Regions from separate parts of the Homo sapiens genome. Here all the other regions are linked to region 4. The links are chromatin contacts, found by Hi-C or POLR2A ChIA-PET in ENCODE. All regions are on one chromosome and are shown on one strand. The core of a region is the stretch at or near the end of the contact, and the rest is flanking DNA. Distances in the headings are between cores, read along the strand shown.

Region 1 (4,437 bases), core at 743-3,242, 840 kb after region 4:
ATTCCTGCCAGTTAGATAGCCCCGCACTATTTTCCGTCAACTCCTTCCGGGGAAGAGCTCCTTCAGCACGCCTGTGCTATCACTTTCTTCCTCCCAACACTCACCAGATGTGGGGGTGGGGTCCATTCTGAGGGTGACCAAGAGTCGTCATGTTTGACCGGTGTGACATCATGGGCTGCCACTTACTGGCACAGGACTGATGATGATACAGGAACACACATAAAGGGACACAGCAGCAATCACAAAACCACACACCCCACTGGGTGGCCTAACCTAGATTTCTGCCCTGAAGAGGGGCTGTGGCAGGATGAGCAACCGCAACCCGTGGGCAGCAGTCCCCATTCTCTGATTCCTCTTGATTTCTTACGGAAATGGAGAGTTTGGGCTTGTGGGACCTTTGAACATGGATATCAAGGTCATTCAAACTTACCAGAAAACATGTTTTCTTAAAGGTTCTGTCTTTTTATAGTGGTGAGTGGGAGCAGGAATACATTTGCTCCCCTCCTGGTTTAAGGAAAATCAAACAGAAATGTGAATGGAAGTTGAATTCTCCAGGAGTGAATAAGAGGGGACAGTACGATATTTTGACTTTGGAGGCAGGCTATGACTAGAACTCCTTCCATCCTGTGGCCCTCAAAGATGTGTTCTGCAAAGACCCTTGAGGGCAAGGGGATAGGTAGAAAGTTGGATGACAATGTTCACTCATGTTCTCCAACCCTTGCCAGAAGTGTGCTAGCTTGCTCCCCTTCCCTCTCCTCCCCTCCTCTCCTTTTCTTTTTCTTTATTCCTTTCTCTCTCCTTCCTTCCTTTCCTTTACCTTCTTTCTCTCCCTCCCTCCCTCTCTCCCTTCTTAACTTCCTTCCTTCCTTCCCTCCCTCTCTCACTCCTTCCCTCCCTCTCTACCTCCCTCCCTCTTCTTTCCTTCTTTTTTTTTCTTTTGTTTTTGAGACAGGGTCTCACTCTGTCACCCAGGCTGGAGTGCAGTGGTGCCATCGCAGCTCACTGCAGCCTCAATCAAACTCCTGGGCTCAAGCGATCCTCCCACCTCAGCGTCCCCATCCCTGTGCCCAGCTAATTTTTGGTATTTTTTGTAGAGATGGAGTTTTGCTCAGGCTGGTCTTGAACTCCTGAGCTCAAGAGATCCGCCAGCGTTGGCCTCCCAAAGTGCTGGGATTTATAGACAAGAACCCTCATGCCTGGCCTGGCTGGCTTCTTTCTAACAGAGAGAAGACATTATTTAGTCTTAGCCTTATATGTCTTGTCCAGTTTTATCAGGCATTTTAGCCATAATATCCCAAATATGAAAGTGACCCTTTTTTAACACTCCTTTTACCTATACCTGGCATTGTTATCTAATCTTTACCTACATGACCTCTGCCCTTCCAGATGGAAAAGATCCCTCCTGTTAAGGACAGCTGGTATTTGGCCACATCATGTTTGTTTTCTGTTCTGCCAGGTGACTTCCGGGTGACAGCTCTGCGACTGCGCTTCAAGATCACCCTGCTTCTACTCCCAGAGGCATACCCCTAGTTCGCAGGGAAGTTCCATTTCATCACAGACCTGGGAAGCAGAGAGAAGCTTGTTGCCATCCTTCCCCCACACCTTACTACTGCTTTGAACCAGTGTGCTGCATTGAAAGAGATAAGTAGAAATAGTTGAACCAAAAATTACATGATCCCATAGTTTGTGCTTAAAATAAACAAAGAAGCTGATCTTTCAGTGAACATGTTTTTATTGAACACCAACTTAATTTCAGGAACATTTCAGGTACATTGTCAGAAATAAAGACTCTTAAGAATGTATTATTATGTACCCAATACTGGTTTCAGGCCTTTACATGTATTCTCATGAAACTCTATGAAGTAGATATTATTATCAATATTCCTACTTTACAGATGAGGAAACCCAGGCCTGGAGAGGTCAAGCAACTTGCTCAAGTGGCACAGCTGGAGAGTGGGGAGCTGGGACTTGAGCCCAGGTAGTGTGTCCCCAGCACCTTCAACTAAACTCCATTCTGTGCTGCCCTTTGGAACACCCACTCAATGGCCTTCACACTCCATGTCCTACTTGGGAGGACATGTGATCTCAACAGCACTCACAAATGAAGGCTTTCCAGACAGGATATTGAAGATGGTAAGATCAGTCTCATGTATAAAGCATTTTTTAAAAGTAAAGCATATTATATGCTAGTCATATGTACTAGGGTGAATGCATGTATGCTACATGCTAGTAGAATTAATAGTTGGAATATAAAAATACCCTATAGGCTGGGCACGGTGGCTCACATTTGTAATCCCAGCACTTTGGGAGGCCAAGGCGGGCGGATCACTTGAGGTCAGGAGTTCAAGACCAGCCTGGCCAACATGGTGAAACCCTGTCTCTACTAAAAATATAAAACTTAGTCGGGTGGTAGTGGTGCGTGCCTGTAATCTCAGCTGCTTGGGAGGCTGAGGCAGGAGAATCGCTTGAGCCTGGGAGGCGGAGGTTGCAGTGAGCTGAAATCGTGCCACTGCACTCCTATCTGGGCAACAGAGTGAGACCCTGTCTCAAAAAATAAACAAAAACAAAAACAAAACAACAACAACAAAAAACAAAACCCTACAGTGAGCAATGAGCCTTTATGTATTTTTTGAGTTCTTCTCCTATTTTTTTTTTAATTTGGCTCTTTCCTTCTACATACAAGTGCCTGTGGACACAGCATTGTCCTTGTGCTGTTGCCATTTACAGCAGTAAAACAACAGCTACTATTTCTTAAGGGCTTATATTTGGCTCTTTATTAACACTGTCTGTTTTAAGCCTTACGGTAACTGAGGTTGGTATCATTGTCCCCATTTTACAGATGAGTAAACTAAGGCTTGTGCAATGTTAATTGAGCTGCGGAGAGGATATATCACAGCTAATAAATTAGAGGGGCAGCATTCAACCCCAGGTCTTCCTGAATGCAAAGATTTGTGCTAGTAAGCTCTGTGTTCTCCTCTGAGGTCACTGTGGTGGGCTCTAGGCACTTATGCTACCCCATTTGTGTCAGAATACAGCATGTGAACACACATGTCTATAGAATTTTAAACCCAAATATTTACTTATTACTGTCTAAGTTCCAGACACACACCATAAAAGATACAAATCTTAAAAGATAAACTGGAAGGACAGGTCAGAATTCTCCCTTAGTAAAAGGTAGCGATTATGAGAACTTAGCTCATTACAGCCTCCATCTCCTGGACTTAAGTGATCTTCCTGCCTCAGCCTCCCAAGTAGCTAGGACTATAGGTGTGCACTACCGCATTCAGCTAATTAAAACAAAAAAAATTTTTTTTTGGTAGAAACAGCATCTTGCTATGTTGACCAGGCTGATCTGGAACTCCTGGCCTCAAGCAATCCCCTGTCTTAGCCACCCCAAATGCTGAGATTTTAGGCATAAGCCACTGTGCCTGGTGTGACAGGTACTATTATCCCTATTCTACAGATCAGGGAACTGAGAAATGATTGCTTAGTGAATAGATATCTTGGGCTGAATAGATCAATAGAGACTTGATGATACATAATGTGCTAGGCATATTTGGTGGGATAGGTAAGAATTATGCCTTGGAACTAGCCATGCTATAACTTGCAATTCAATTGGATCACACCATATATACATGTCTAATTTCTTTCCTTAGACTGTTAGCCCCTAGTGAGCAGGAGCCCTGTCTTCTATGTCTCATGCTCTTCCCCTGGCTGGCTTAGGGTTGGCACAAACTCCATCCTCAAACTCTTTCTTGACTGTGTGTCTGTCAAAAGCATGTAAGTGGCTGCAGCTGTGAGTGCAAAGGCACAGAACAGTGTGTGTTGAGCATTAAAATCTTGCTCACTTTTGACTCCAGGACTCCTCTTCTCTTCCTTCCTGGGAGCATAAGAATATGGTGAAAAAACCAGAATTGTTTTCTCAAGGAAAGTTTTAGTAGGTAATTTCAGTTGCAGTTGAATCTCTTCTGTTTCTCCAAGGACTGGGCATTGCCAGCCCTGCTGTAGCTGGTTGAAGGGGACCAAACCTCTCAGGAAGACGGACTTGGTTCCGTTTGACCAGCCAGAGCAGGGGGCATCTTTCTTCTGAGGTGACTGCAGCCTCTAGTGTGCAGGTATCTTGGTGTGTCTCAAGCATCATTTGTCTAAGCCTGTAATGCAAAAAGAAGCAGCATTAGCATCTGTCAAATGCCAGGAGCTTGCCTTGTCCAGAATGTCCTCTTACATGATTTGTACATACATCTCATACAATTTGTACATACAAATCATACATAATTTGTATTTCATGTTGCATGACTTCAATTTATTTTTTCTTTAATCTTTAATCTTTTTTCAAATAGAAACATCATGAAGATCAAATATGCTATAGAATTATAGAATATGAAAAATGACAGTATGCCATAATGCTTCCTCTTCCCATTTTCCGAAAGAAATGTA
Region 2 (5,005 bases), core at 1,894-4,393, 610 kb after region 4:
TACAAAAACAATCAGTACTGCAAAGTTTCTCAGATCTTTGACACTGAGTTTACTTGTAAATCAGATTCCAATACTCCCTAAGAGAATAAAATGTGACTTCCACAAAATCTGAGTGGAATCTATCAAATAATCCAAATAGGTCTATTAGCCCAGATAAATATGATCATAAATCTGATGGGCTTCTTTCATATTAAAGAGACACATGGTTTGTTGTGGCTAGCTTTACAGAACTGGTGTAGTGAGACATTCCAATCATAAACCTGAGGTCATTTATCAGCCTACTAATGGAAAGCACAATGACAATGAGATCACTAAATCTGCTATGCATATAGCAAGCTACCTAAAAAGCCTTTCCCAAATTAACAAAGTGGGGAATTAAAGAAAAGCTCCATATTTGGGAAACTGGCATTGTTTGGTACTGAAGACATTTTATCTGGATGACAAATAGAAGCACTCCAAAGCAATAGTGTTTCCTGACCTATTACAAGGATGCTATGTGAATCTACCACAAACTTGGAATAGCTGATTCCCTGGAAAGAACACTGGGCAAGAAATTAGAAGTCCCAATGTTTAGTTCTAGCTCTATCACTATGTGACACTTTTTTTTTTTTTTTTGAGATGGAGTCTCGCTCTGTCACCCAGGCTGGAATGCAGTGGCGCGATCTTGCCTCATTGTAACCTCCGCCTCCTGGGTTCAAGCAATTCTCCCGCCTCAGCCTCCCGAGTAGTTGGGACTAAGGGCGCACACTGCCACACCCAGCTAGTTTTTTTTGCATTTTAGTAGAGACGGGGTTTCACCGTGTTGCCCAGGCTGGTCTCGAACTCCTGAGCTCAGGCAATCTGCCCGCCTAGGCCTCCCAAAGTGCTCTAAGTGATTTTTAAGCAAATTATTCAACCTCTCTATGCCTTGGTGCCCTTGTCCTTAAGATGGGGGTGTAATCTATATAAGCTCTAATACTGTAAAATTCTGTAATTCATCTGGGCTATGTTTTGCTTTGTACTGAACATCAAGCAGCATGCTGGAATCACCAACAAACAGATCCTGTGACATCACTTCATGTCACTGTGTGTGGGACTCACACAGATGGTAGGAAAGTGACCTGCTGGTTGTTGGATAGAGGACAAATGAGCAGCAATTCCTATCAAAGGCAAAAGAAATGCTTCCAGAATTCACAGAAGCCCAGCTTCACACATCACTGCATAATTATAAATGGCTGCAAAGGAATAGCAGCCAAAATGACAACTTGGTGTCCATTTATAAGGACTGGAACTGTGCTTTAAGCAGCCTTTGAGCCAGAGGTGGAGTTGGAAACAGTCTCACATGCCTCAGGATCTCCATAGTCGTTAAGTGAGAGAACTCTGGGCTCATACTGATCTTTATAGCTACATCTTCCAAGGAGCATATCACTATTTGTAAAGTCATATTTGAAAGAATGGCACTACCAGTGCAATCCTGTTATTAGCAGAGATCATTTGAACATCGATTCAGATTCACCAATGGTCAGTGCATATTTCCTCCCTATATTTAACAAAACCTAACAAACAGAATTTCGACATCCAAAAATGGAGTATTTGATTGTGTAAATTAAGATAAATCTATAAAATAGAATACTATGCACTTATTAAAATAACTAGCATATTTACATTTATTGTTATACAAAGATACACATGATATGTGAGCTCCATTGGTTTTTCACTGTAGTCTCCACTGCACTTAGAAAAGTGATGGACTAGCACATTGTACATTCTCAAAAAAGATTTCTTGAATGAATAAATGAGTCAAAGACATGTAAAGGAAAAAACAAATTTAAAGTATGTGTTCCGCCCAGCCCTATTTTTGTAATCATACAAACATGGTACAGATGAAGTATGGAAGTGCATATAATCAAAACAATATAGCTATTGCCATGAAGGGATTGTGGGGAATTTTACTTTTCTTCTGGAAATACTATCATTATCGTACTTTTTAACAACAAACATTTACTACTTTTGTAATTGGAAAGCAAAAGTTAGTACTACTCTGCAAATAGGAATATTTGACATAAATATGCAAAAATTGGTAAAACCTAAGTTGGTAAAATATTAAGACCCTCCCCAAGAAACACCCCAGCATTATAAAGGAATACACCCATACTTGCATTTTTCTGTGAGCTCAACTAGTTAGCATACCAAATTAATTATTACGAGTAACCTAACTATACTTGCCATAGGGTAAGCTATTGGTCATGGGGGGTTTAAAGGGAAAAAAATATGTAACATCTACTGTTAATGCAGCAAAGATGTTCTCTTAGATTGGAAAAGCCAGTATACACAATATTGTCAAAAGACCTTCCCCACAGCACACAAACTCAAACGGCATTAATACGTGAGTCACTTCCTGACCATGTGGGTTTGTGGTACGGCTGAACCGTGCCTATAAAAAAAAAGTAAGGTACACCTTTTTGCCACAGATCTGGCAGCAAGATGTGTCCTTCTGGGCTCAGTGAGCTCTCCACTTATGAATCTTTTCCTCTGTGGTGCCCTATAATATTCCTAAGAGGAGAAAGAAAAGACAGCCTTAATTTGTTGCTGTGCCCTGGGAAAGATGAGCAGAGCAAATTTCCTCTGAGTGCCTTTTTCTCTTTATCTAACTAGAACCCTCTAGCTAGAATTTCTGTCTGTTCTGTCACTTCCTATACTTTCCACATCTCAGCTAATCTCACTTGAGAAAGTACTGGTTTCAAAATGCATCATTACAGACAGAGAATGCATCTGCCACATGGAATAAATAGTATCTGTGTTTAATCTGTCGAGTGGGAGAAGTCAGAGGAGCTGGGAACAATTTACTGGGAGAACACACTGAGCAGTCTCCAGGCAATCAACAGTTCAGGTGTGAAGATCATGTTCTTCTGAGGCTTCTTGTTTGAGTAAAGGTAAACTTTGCTGTCTGAAACTCCCACTAATTAAAGCCTAGGGACAGGTGTCTCCCTGGACTTTCTACATGAGTGTAACTATCGGCTTCGTTAGGTGTGGTTTGGCTTCAGTCAGGCAACCTCTCAACTAGATCTAGCTTCTCACCGGCAGGAAGCTTCATCACTGATCTGCAAACCAGCTGGGACCCGGGCCAACCCGGGTGAACGTGAAGAGAGCTGCTCATTTCCACTGGCAGGAAATCAATCTTGGAAATGCCCTTTCCACAGCAGAAAATCAGATAACAAATCGAGCTAGAGTTTGGAGCACCATATAAAGAAAGCTGTGTTCCCTAGCAATTAAACATTAACTCTTCTGCAGTGACAACAGTACACTCTCCTGGTGGTTCTAAGACCCAGCAATTTTATTTGCTATAAAGAGTCAAGCAAGTCACTTTATTCTTCATTTCTCCTTAGATATCTCCAAGGCCTTAGTTCAATTCCAAATCACCACAAAGCCTTCTCCAGGCCATCTTGATTCCTCCCCCGCCCCCAACCCTTATCTATCTATTCCACATATTTTGGTAAGGAGAACATCAGGCTTGCCCATTACTTCACTACTGTGTGTGTAGAGAGCCTTCTCTCTTCTGCTTATTGAATTGCAAGCCTCTGGAGACAGGAACACTGGCTTACCTATGCTTTATTTCTATCAGCAAACAGTCAGAGGAAAGATGTCCCCAGAATGTGTCAATAGATCATTGTTCAAAAACAAAGTGAATGACTATCCTTTGCCTGCTTCTAAAGGTAAAAACCAGTGAGATCTAAGAAAACGAAAATGTGGGTTTTCAAAAGAAAACACCATTTGAGTTGGATCTTATTTATTTGTGTGGTTCATCCACTTGCTAGGTATCCGCACCAATATTTAAATTGCTGGCTGAATTTCTAACCATCAGCTTGTTTTTGGTCTATCATCTCCTACCATTTGTCATTTTTATGACCAAGAATGCCTAAGCAAAGACTTAGGAAAAGGAGGGGCCAGGCAGAGAAACATAATGTAAAATAACACTGGAGCACTGTTAGAACTCGTTTTTATTCTTGTTGCATACAAAAGGCAGAACAGACTGTCCTGATTGCCTGAACAAGCCACACACTTGACATCGCCAATGTTATTGTAGCCTGCTGTGCCTGGCAAAACCCACTTCTCTCTCAAATTCAGGCTCAGATATAACCCCTCCCCTGTGAAGCTTAGCGACAGCCTGAAGTAGAACTCATCATGTCTTATTAAGCCCTCTGTCTTTGTCCATTCAGGGTGCTGTAAGGAAATATCAAAGACTAGGTGGCTTATAAACAACAGAAATCTATTTTTCACAGTTTCTAGAGGCTGCAAAAGTCCAAGATGAAGGCACCAGCAGATTTGGTGTCCAGTGAGGGCCCACTTCTGGTTCAAACATGACTGTCTTCTTGTTATGTCCTCACATGGCAGAAGAGGCAAGGGAGCTCTCCTGAGTTTCTTTTATAAAGGCAGTAATACCATTCATCTAGGCATTCATCTAGGTCAGTGGTCCCCAACCTTTTCAGCACCAGGGACCAATTTCATGGAAGACAATTTTTCCACGTATGGGGGCTGGGGGTTGAGGAGTATGGTTTCATGATGATTCAAACCCATTACATTTATTGCTTTTTTTTTTTTTTCCTGACACAGGGTCTTGCTCTGTTGCCCAGGCTGGAGTGCAGTGATGCCAACTCAGCTCACTGCAACCTCCACCTCCCAGGCTCAAGCCATTCTTGTGCCTCAGCCACCCAAGTAGCTGGGATTACAGGCATGCACCACCACACCTAGCTGATTTTTGTATTTTTAGTAGAGATGGGGTTTCGCCATGTTGGCCAGGCTGGTCTCAAACTCCTGACCTCAAGTGACCCGCCCACCTTGGCTTCCCAAGGCGCTGGGATTACAGGCATGAGCTACCGGATCCAGCCTATTTCTATTATTTTTACATTATAATATATAAGGAAATAATTATACAACTCACCATAATGTAGAATCACTGGGAGCCCTCAGCTTGTTTTACTGCAACTAGACGGTCCCATCTGGGGTGATGGCAGACAGTAACAGATCA
Region 3 (4,454 bases), core at 188-2,687, 630 kb after region 4:
TTGGTGTGTGTATTTGTTGTGGATTTTCCTCGTTTTTACCCAGAAACAGCTTCTCAGAGTACTGGAACAAGTAGTACACACGTGGGTCTAAAAATCACACATACAGTGTATTGTATGAGTTATCCCTAAGGCGCGCACACACACGGGTAGGTATTACCTGTACATTTGAAATCTCACTCCATAACTAATTTTTTTAGCCCAGGCTCTTCTCATTGGGTTCCTGGACAAAATCATTTCTAACCCAGCTAAGAAATATGGAATGCAACTTAGGTCAAGACAATGAGCCTGCCAAGGCTCCTGGACTTCCCACTAGTCTGCCAGTGCCTGGAGCACCCACAGCTGCACAGGAAGCTGCTGTGCCCGGCTACCTCCAGGTCCCCGCACCGGGTCGGCAAGGTGCAGCAGCCCCCAAACCCAGGCTCCGAATATTCCCCAAGCGCGCTGAGTGCGAGGTCCCCACCCGCCTCCGTCTGGGGATGCCCGGTCTTGCTCCCTAGACTAGATTCCCTCTCGAGTTATCTACGACCCTGTTCCACCGAGGGCGCTGCGTTCTCATAGCCTAGACAGACGTTCCCAGCGTTCCAGCCCCACCAGCCACCTCCGACACCCCACCGCGGCGTTCCCATCCAGCCAAGCCCCAGCATCCGCCCATTAGCCAGCTGCCGGCGGTTCCCATCACAACTCCGCTCCTCGCGCCCACCCTCTCAGAGAAGCCCCCTCCATCTTTCCCCGGCGAAAGCACATGCCTAGACCCACCCTACTCTTTCCGGGGTTCCCCTACCTCGGGCTGCCCTTCCTCGGGCTCTCCCTACCGCCCCGGGCTTCCTCTCCTCCGCACTCCCCTCCCAGGTTCCGTTCCCCTCCGCCCTGCGGAGGGCGCCCCACAAATGCGGACAGGACGCCCCTCGTTCTGCCCTGTCGGACTCCCCCACGTCTTGGTCCTGAATCTCCCGCCCTCCGGGCTCAGCCTTCCCAACATCGCGGTCCCCACACCCCCGCCAGCTCTCCAGGCTCAGGCTCCATGACTCCCCAGCATCGCAGTCCTGGCCACCCCACTACAGCCGTTCAGAGCTCCAGGGCTCCCCAGCATCCTAACCCGTCGTCCCCCCTTCCGGGCTTGGATTCGGAGACTCAACATCGGGGCCCTAAACTCCGGCCCCTGGCCTCAGGTTCCCAACGCTGCGACTCTGGACCTCCCCTCTGAGCTCGGGGTGCGAGGACTCCCCAACGCCGCGATCCTGACGTCCCCGCCTCCCGAGCTCGGGCCCCGGGGCTCCCCGACCTCGCGGTCCCAATACCCAACTCGACCCGTTCCGCGCCTCCCGCGGCGGGACTCACCGGCAGGGGCGGCGGCCGAGCCCGTGCGCGTAGCCCAGCCCGGCCCAGCCCGCGCTCCCGCCTCGGGGTCCCGGCCACGAGCTTCCCGCGGGTGGCTGTGACCGCGGCGGGCTCGGCTCGGGGGAGCGGCCGGGAGGAGGAGACCGCCGGGGGCGGGTGACGCCCAGCTCCGCCCCTTCCCGACCCGGGGGCGGGATGCGCAGACCCGCGCGCTCCGCTGCAGCCCGCGCCGCTGCCGCCGCTGCGAGGAAGTTGACTGACGCCGCTTCCTTCCACCCAGGACGCAGACCCTCGCAGTCCCTGGTAGCTGCAAAAAATCCGGAGAGTTTGAGACAGAGACGCCTTAACCGCCCTCATATTCTTTCCAAGAATTCACCTCTCAGGGGGCCATTTCCGAAGTCCCTCGGGAAGGGCGGAAAACAATAACAAACTTCATCTGCGCTGTCAAGACTGATTTAAATCCTGGCCTTTCTCTCACCACTCTCGGGTGAACGTTCAGGGTCATGCCCATGATATAAATAATGTGATGACATACCACGGAGGCCCTTGCAGACACTTCCACACCCCTAAGATACACCCGCCCAAGACTCGCGCCTCTCCCATGACTACATCACACAGACACATCTGACACTGACCTGCAGAAGATCCCACTTCTACCCTGTGTCCTCAATCCACAGCCTTCGTGGGTCCCAGCAATAGCGACCCACACATACAATCTATTGGAGGCAGGGTGCGGGGGTGGGTTCCACCTCCCGACTTGCTCCTCACCCACAATGTTCTCGGTATTTTACCATGAGAAAAAGACAGTTAAGAAGTTGGATGATCAATTAACAAATCAAGTTGGCTTTGCTTTTAAAAAGCCTTCTTCATTATCTGGAGAAAAGAGAAGGCCTGGGAAGATGGCCTGCTTACTGTAAGATTTTGTCAGACAGGCCTAATTCTGGTCTGCTTACTGTAAGATTTTCTCAGACGGCCTAATTCTGGTCTGCTTACTGTAAGATTTTCTCAGGCCTAATTCTGGTCTGCTGGTTCCCAAAACTTCTCTTATACCACCGTGTTTCAGTGACATGTTGCACAACATCTCACATTTGTACAATGTTTCCATTTTTCAAAACATTTTAGCCGAGTGTGATGGTTCACACCTGTAATCCCAGAACTTTGGGAAGCCAAAGTGGGCAGATTGCTTAAGCCCAGGAGTTCGAGACCAGCCTGGGTAACAAGGTGAGACCCTGTCTCTGCAAAAAATACAAAAATTAGATGGGCGTGGTGGCACACGCCTGTAGTCCCAGCTACTTATTCTCAGGCAAACATCACGAAGCAAAGAAAGTAATCTTAGCAGGATTATTTCAGTTCCATAAATGAAGACATTTAGACTCTGAGCAGTTGCACGGCAGGTTTGAAGCTGAGTCAGAGCCAGGAAAGAGCCCAGGGGCCTGTCTTTAGAGCCACTGATCTCCCCAGGGAATCATAGTCCAGCACTTACTTATAGGTGGATACTAGTGGAAATGTCACAGGAGGTCTTTGGCAGCTTTGCTCCCTCCATCTCTTCTTCACCCCAAAGATGTCAGGGAACTCTCCCTTAACCTCAAAAACCCGGGCTCTCCTTTATCGTCAAAAACCTATGATAGGCCAGAGGTCACAACCGTACAAGAGGGCTTATTGAGAGGGAGTGAAAACTCCTTCCACTTTGGGCCACTCTAGAAACAAAATTACAGGTTAGCACATCTAAAAGCCTATCCACAGCCTTCATCCAACTAACGTGAGCTGTCAGCCGGGAGCTGATGAGCCTCCGAAATGCATTGCTGATTATTTTTGCAGTGTTTTTCTCCCTAACAGTTAATCCATGTGGAATGTGAAGAAGTCTTAAAAGGAGACTAACAAGGCTTCTAATTCTTTCTCAATGGTAAATGTTCCTTTCTTCTTGCCCTTTATCCAAAAGGCAGATGTGAACGTGCATGTAAAGTGTAATGGGTGTCAGGCATTGTTATCTGTGCATGAGGCAGTTCTGTTTCCAAGTGACGCTGTCCAGAGCCACTAAATAAGAATGGTGGTTCTCATCCTTCATGCCTTTTAAAACTACCTTGGTCTCAAGCTAGCTTCTTTTATTTTCTACTGTGAGGTAATGGCCTACTTCCGTTTGGGCAGTAAAAGTGATGTTTTGGTAACACTGGAAAAAGTCCTAGGGTGACCTGGCTATTTTTGAATTATAATAAAAGCCTGTTGGGTCCTTCATAAAAGACAGTTAGGATGGCCTTTGGTATATGGAAATTCACAGCCAACTTTCCTCTATGTAATAATCCCATCTGGCAACACAATTTTGACCTGAGATTTTTCCAAAACCTGGAAACAGCCAAGATCTTGGGTACTGCAGTATTTCCTCAATAAGGAGAATGCTAAACTGCGAATCCAATCAACACGTATCAGACCTAGTTCCCTTTCAGATTGCCCTTGAAAGCCACAGACACAGGCAGTATGCAAAATGATGAAAAAATAGATAAGATTAAAGAGTTATTTTTGTCCGAATCTCTAATAAAATAATTTGATCTATTTTACATTGGATACATACCACATTGACACTGTTTTTATAAACACTCTACTTTGTGTTTACATATCACTTTTCCAAGAAGCTCAAAGTATGTTTGATGACATCATATTACTCAACTTCATACACTTATATGAAGTAGGAAAGGGGTAAAAACTGGTAGTCTTATTGTAACATGGAGAAATGGAAGTGTGAAATAGTTAAAACCACTTGCCTGGAACATTCTGGTATATATACTGGTTTATACTAAAAGTAGACCTGTTTGTGAAAACTGCTACAGTGAAGAGTTATTTAAAAGCTGTACTATTTTTGTTTTCTTTTTATATCTTATGAAAGGACTGAGGACTATTAATTTCTTCACTATCTTGTCAGAGAAAAGGAGAGGCACTTTGCATAGTGGTTAAAAGTGTGGCCTTGGGAGTAAGAGCCTTCAGTAGGTAACTTAACTTTTCTTCTTCCTTTTTTTTTTTTTTTTTGGAGACAGTCTCACTCTGTCGCCCAGGCTGGAGTGCAGTGGCATGATCTCGGCTCACTGCAACCTTGGCCTCTCGGGGTTTTTTTTAAGTAATTCTTG
Region 4 (4,735 bases), core at 1,082-3,581:
AGTGGAAACAGGGTTTCACCATGTTGGCCACGCTGGTCTTGAACTCCTGACCTCAGGTGATCCGCCCGCCTCAGCCTCTCAAAGTGCTGGGATTACAGGCGTGAGCCACTGCGCCCAGCCCTCAATGGCTTTTTCAACTGTCTAGTGGGTATTTCCAGCTGGATGGTTCATAGCAACAAAAGACAAGTCAACCCATTTTCCCCAAACTTTGTCTTCCTTCTCCGCTCTTTATGGAACTAGAAACCAAAGCATTGCTCATTCATTCATTCAACAAGTGTTCTCTGAATACCTACTCTATACTAACCAGGATGTACAAAAGGAAAACCAAAAGCGCAAAAATCCTCGATCTCGTGGAATTTACATTCTAGGAATCTACAGACAAATAAATAAAAAAGTCCTGTTAGATGACAATACATGTTATTAAAAAAAAGACAAGAAGTGTGTGTGTGTGTGTGTGTGTGTGTGTGTGTGTGTGTGTGTGTGTGTGTGTGTGTTGGACAGGGCATCATTCTAGACTTTTCTTCCTCCTCCCTTCCCTTTGATCTGATTAGCAATTGCTTTACCACCTACCTCCTTAGTATTTCACCTTTTCTTACTCATATTCTTCAAACTCATGGTGCTACTTTAATTTACACAGACACAAGAGGTTTCTTTCTCTACCCCTACTACCCCAATTCATTCGCCTCACTTTGGCCAGAGAAACCTATTGAAAATAAAATCTGATCATGTTAGCGGCTGCAATTGTTCAGCACCCAGGCTTGTCAAGCAAGGTACTCTCGAGCGCCCCCGTGGGTGAAGAAAATAACAACATCTATAGCCTGAGAAATAGCAGAAGCTGCCTCTAAAAACAAAATTTATTTTCGAAGGCATATATTTCAAACTTTGAAATCCATGTGAATTTTGCAATTGTTCCATAATATAGCCCTGATAGTTTTAATATATTTTTAATGTTTTAACTAACTTGCCAGCCAAATTATTCTTTTAGCACCACCCCCAACTCCAAAGACCCCCTTCCAAACAGGTGCTGACTTGAGACCGTGACTATAGAGCACTTGTCTCTAAAATGTACAAAATGAAGAGAAATCTCAAGATGTCCCACTGAGATGAAGAAAGAAAGAAGAAAATATGTATGTTTGTATACATGTATACATGTATATATATGTATACACAAAATTAGAAAAGTTAGGGTCTACTGTATAAATTAAATAAGCGTTGACAGTGCTTTTGATTTTAATCTGTATGTGGTACTTTGCCTGCTTAACACCCTTATGTGGATTTCCTGACGGACTTGACATTCCTGTCAGGAAAGCATTGCGTACTTGCTGATTAAAAAGCATCTAAGGGCCGGGAGCGGTGGCTCACGCCTGCAATCCCAGCACGAGGCAGGAGGATCACCTGACGTCAGGAGTTCAAGACCACCCTGGTCAACATGGCGAAACCCCGTCTTTACTAAAAATAGAAAAATTAGCCGGGCATGGTGGCGCGCGCCTGTAATCCCAGCTACTCGGGAGGCTGAGTCAGGAGAATCGCTTGAACCCGGGAGGTGGAGGTTACAGTGAGCCGAGATCCGTCTCAAAAATAAAAAATAAATAATGAAAAAAATTAAAAATTTAAAAATTAAAAAACATTTAAAAAAGCATCTAACTTAGATGGGTAATGGGTCAAAAGAAAGGCAGACTGCCACATGCAGCGCCTCATTTGGATGTGTCTGGAGTCTTGGAAGCTTGACTACCCTACGTTCTCCTACAAATGGACCTTGAGAGCTTGTTTGGAGGTTCTAGCAGGGGAGCGCAGCTACTCGTATACCCTTGACCGAAGACCGGTCCTCCTCTATCGGGGATGGTCGTCCTCTTCGACCGAGCGCGCAGCTTCGGGAGGGACGCACATGGAGCGGTGAGGGAGGAAGGGGACACCCGCCTAGCCAGCCAGATCAGCCGAATCAACCCTGGCGATCAATGGGGTGACAGATGTCGCAGCCAGATCGCCCTCACATCCGAGGTACCCAAGCGGCGCACAAGCTATATAAACCTGAAGGAAGTCTCAACTTTACACTTAGGTCAAGTTGCTTATCGTACTAGAGCTTCAGCAGGAAATTTAACTAAAATCTAATTTAACCAGCATAGCAAATATCATTTATTCCCAAAATGCTAAAGTTTGAGATAAACGGACTTGATTTCCGGCTGTTTTGACACTATCCAGAATGCCTTGCAGATGGGTGGGGCATGCTAAATACTGCAGTCTCCATTGGTGAGGTCGTCCCGGAGCCTCGCCCAGCTCCCGCGCGCTAGAGCCGCCTGCTGGTCTCACCCAGCCGGGACCGCTGACCTGGCGCTTTGTGCGGCTCCAGGCCTCCGAGTGGACTCCAGGTCTGTCTCCCTCCTGCGGTCGCCCCCTTCCTCGCCCTTTCTCTCTTCTTTTTTTTCCCTCCCCTTTACTCTCTGAGTCTCACTCTCGCATTCTTCCCTCACTCCCCCAGTTCAGTCCTTCTCTTGTCTTTTCTTCCTCTTGTCCTTTGTCCTCCTGCTCCATCCAGTCTGGGCAGAGGTGGGCCCCTTGGCTGGAGCTGGGGTCCTTCTTGGCTCAGTGTGCGTATTTTTTTTTAAACCCCTTCTGCGGAGTCTGAATGCATTGGTGGAAGGTGGGCTCGGATCGTCCCCGGGCCTGGCTGGGCTGCCGCTACGCCCCTGCATGGGCTGAGCGGGGAAGACGAGCATGGGAGAGTGCGATCTCAGATGGCCAAGCCCTGGCCCCCGGCTCGTTTTACAAGGCCGGGGGCTCATCTCCCTGTAGGGGTGGTGGACACGCGGGACCCGGGGGGCGCAGCCACCGCATGCGTGACGGTGGACGCACATTTTGCAGACAGTAGTAGTACTCGGCCTGTTCACCTTCCAGTTGCCGTGATAATAAAATATGATGATGTATGTAAAAGCATGAATACTTGAAGAGCTTCCAGTGGCTGTGCGATTTTCCTTCGCTACCCTCTTCAACGCCTGCCACCCCCTATCCCCCAGCTGAATTTGGAAAATCTGAGATTCTCGAGGTCAAAATATATAATATTCTGAATTTGTGAAATCCCGTACTGCTAGCACATATGTTTTTACAACAAATGGCCCCAGCTTCCCAAGATCCAGGATAAGAAGTCATAAATAGAAATCATATAAAAGCCAAGGTTTTTTTCTCCATGTTTTAAAATGGTGGTTTTTTTTTCTTGAGTGAGGGAAAATGCAGCAACAAAAATAAAGAACAGTTTCCCGTGCCAAAATCCTGAATATTCATTTCGCCCCTGAGCACTGGGTTGAAGACGCGAAATTGGGACTGTTGGTCTGCGACGAGCTGCTGCATTTGTATTTCAGAAAGCCTGAAAAGCTATCATGGCAGCAAGGCCCAAGCTCCACTATCCCAACGGAAGAGGCCGGATGGAGTCCGTGAGATGGGTTTTAGCTGCCGCCGGAGTCGAGGTACCTTATATGCTGTTTCTTCACGGATTTGTCATACAGCTTTTGAGACCTTTGAAAGAAAAATACGTTTTGAAGCACCGTTCAGTTCTAGTTCTCGTCCACCAAAATCACAGGCACGCTTCACTGAGTCAGATACCATCCCTGAAGGGATTTTTCTTTATAATTAGAACGTAGTTGATGGAATTCTATTTTCCTTTTGACTTTTACTTAATTATTGGCTTCTGATCTAGCACCAGTGAATATTTATTAATAAGAAGAAAGGAAATTTACCTGAAAATTGTCAGTTACTCTGAGCTCTTATTAATTATGCATTCTCAGGGTAAATTTCTTGTTTTCTTCAGTGGCTTCAAACTGGCAGCCTTGGTATCTTGCTTACATATGTGTGTGTGTCTGTTTTTGTTTTCGTTCTGTTCTTTTAGCTTCTTAGTATGGAAATTTTCAAATACCAATAAATGTAGAGAGAACATTGCCATGAATTCTATGTACTCATCACCCGACTTCAGCAATCATCAGCTCTATGCTAATCTTGTTTCATCTATCACCTCCCTTCCCTTGTTTTGTGGGAGTATTTTAAAGCAAAATCCAAACATCATAACATTTCATCTGGGAGTTCCTCAACATTTTCCTCTAACAGATGAGGATTTTAAAATGTAACAATATTATTATCACATCCAACAAAATTAGCAATTCTTTGTCATCTAACCTTCAGTCTGATTGTCTCAAACAGGCATTTTGTTTGTTTGTTTGTTTTTATAGTTTGTTTTAGTTTGGATCTAGACATTGGTCTACGCATTACATTTAAAATGGTTATGTTTCTTTCGGTATTTTAAAAACCTGTAAGTTTCCTCTTCATTTTTTACAAATTTATATTTGGGAATATTTTCAGATTTATAGAAAAGTTGTAAAATAATACAGTCCCTCATTCAGTCTCCCTTAATGATAACATCTTACATCACCATGTCATATTACGAAATTAACATTGGTGCATGACTAACTAAACTACAGACTTTATTCAGATTTCACTGTTTTTTCTACTAATGTTCTGGGTTTTTTTTTGACGGAGGCTGGCTCTGTAGCCCAGGCTGGAGTGCAGTGGTGTGATCTCGGCTCACTGCAACCTCCGCCTCCCAGGATCAAGCAATTCCCCTGCCTCAGCCTACCTAGTAGCTGGGACTACAGGTGCACACCACCACGACCAGCTAATTTTTGTATTTTTTTAGTAGAGACAGGGTTTCTCCATGTTGGCCAGGCTGATCTTGAGCTCCAGACCTCAAGTG

Evidence for each region. A loop is a pair of places that touch in the nucleus more often than their neighbours do. ChIA-PET counts read pairs that join two places held with the same protein, here RNA polymerase II (POLR2A). Pooled maps may share reads with other maps.
Region 1: a loop to region 4 is called in a map of psoas muscle, with 4 times the contacts of the local background. The contact joins the promoter of LINCMD1 here to the promoter of GSTA4 in region 4. A Hi-C loop is called at or near these places in 1 of 168 maps with a recorded cell type or tissue (psoas muscle), 3 of 37 single-sample maps with no recorded cell type and 13 of 50 pooled maps.
Region 2: a loop to region 4 is called in a map of CD8-positive, alpha-beta T cell, with 5 times the contacts of the local background. The contact joins the enhancer-like site here to the promoter of GSTA4 in region 4. A Hi-C loop is called at or near these places in 5 of 168 maps with a recorded cell type or tissue (CD4-positive, alpha-beta T cell, CD4-positive, alpha-beta memory T cell, CD8-positive, alpha-beta T cell and 1 more), 7 of 37 single-sample maps with no recorded cell type and 13 of 50 pooled maps. POLR2A ChIA-PET finds 5 or more read pairs at or near these places in 4 of 52 experiments (CD4-positive, alpha-beta T cell, HepG2, activated T-cell and 1 more).
Region 3: a loop to region 4 is called in a map of ascending aorta, with 3 times the contacts of the local background. The contact joins the promoter of PAQR8 here to the promoter of GSTA4 in region 4. A Hi-C loop is called at or near these places in 2 of 168 maps with a recorded cell type or tissue (ascending aorta and naive thymus-derived CD4-positive, alpha-beta T cell), 1 of 37 single-sample maps with no recorded cell type and 16 of 50 pooled maps. POLR2A ChIA-PET finds 5 or more read pairs at or near these places in 1 of 52 experiments (CD4-positive, alpha-beta memory T cell).

What each region holds. Positions count from the first base shown.
Region 1 is chr6:52,148,578-52,153,014 of GRCh38, reverse strand. LINCMD1 (long intergenic non-protein coding RNA, muscle differentiation 1) reads left to right here and starts at 1,992. Exons shown (of 3, transcript NR_131248.1): 1 at 1,992-2,133. It overlaps MIR133B (microRNA 133b), which reads right to left and starts at 4,092; the gene lies at 3,974-4,092. RefSeq lists an enhancer at 1-164.
Region 2 is chr6:52,387,954-52,392,958 of GRCh38, reverse strand. All of the region lies in intron 1 of PAQR8 (progestin and adipoQ receptor family member 8), which reads right to left. Among named protein-coding and RNA genes, the nearest start is that of PAQR8, 28 kb to the right of the region's middle. RefSeq lists enhancers at 2,694-2,903, 1,545-4,029. Within about 2 kb of position 3,143, at least 26 of the 41 ENCODE cell types and tissues checked have a DNase peak (open chromatin) inside an H3K27ac peak, as active enhancers do; they include CD4-positive, alpha-beta T cell and CD8-positive, alpha-beta T cell, where a contact is called at or near this core.
Region 3 is chr6:52,359,134-52,363,587 of GRCh38, reverse strand. PAQR8 (progestin and adipoQ receptor family member 8) reads right to left here and starts at 1,437. Exons shown (of 2, transcript NM_133367.5): 1 at 1,339-1,437. RefSeq lists silencers at 1,185-1,674, 1,848-2,033.
Region 4 is chr6:52,992,880-52,997,614 of GRCh38, reverse strand. It overlaps GSTA4 (glutathione S-transferase alpha 4), which reads left to right and starts at 2,331. Exons shown (of 7, transcript NM_001512.4): 1 at 2,331-2,366; 2 at 3,354-3,458. The coding sequence starts at 3,372. It overlaps RN7SK (RNA component of 7SK nuclear ribonucleoprotein), which reads right to left and starts at 1,995; the gene lies at 1,664-1,995. RefSeq lists silencers at 1,758-1,847, 2,179-2,410 and an enhancer at 2,008-2,227.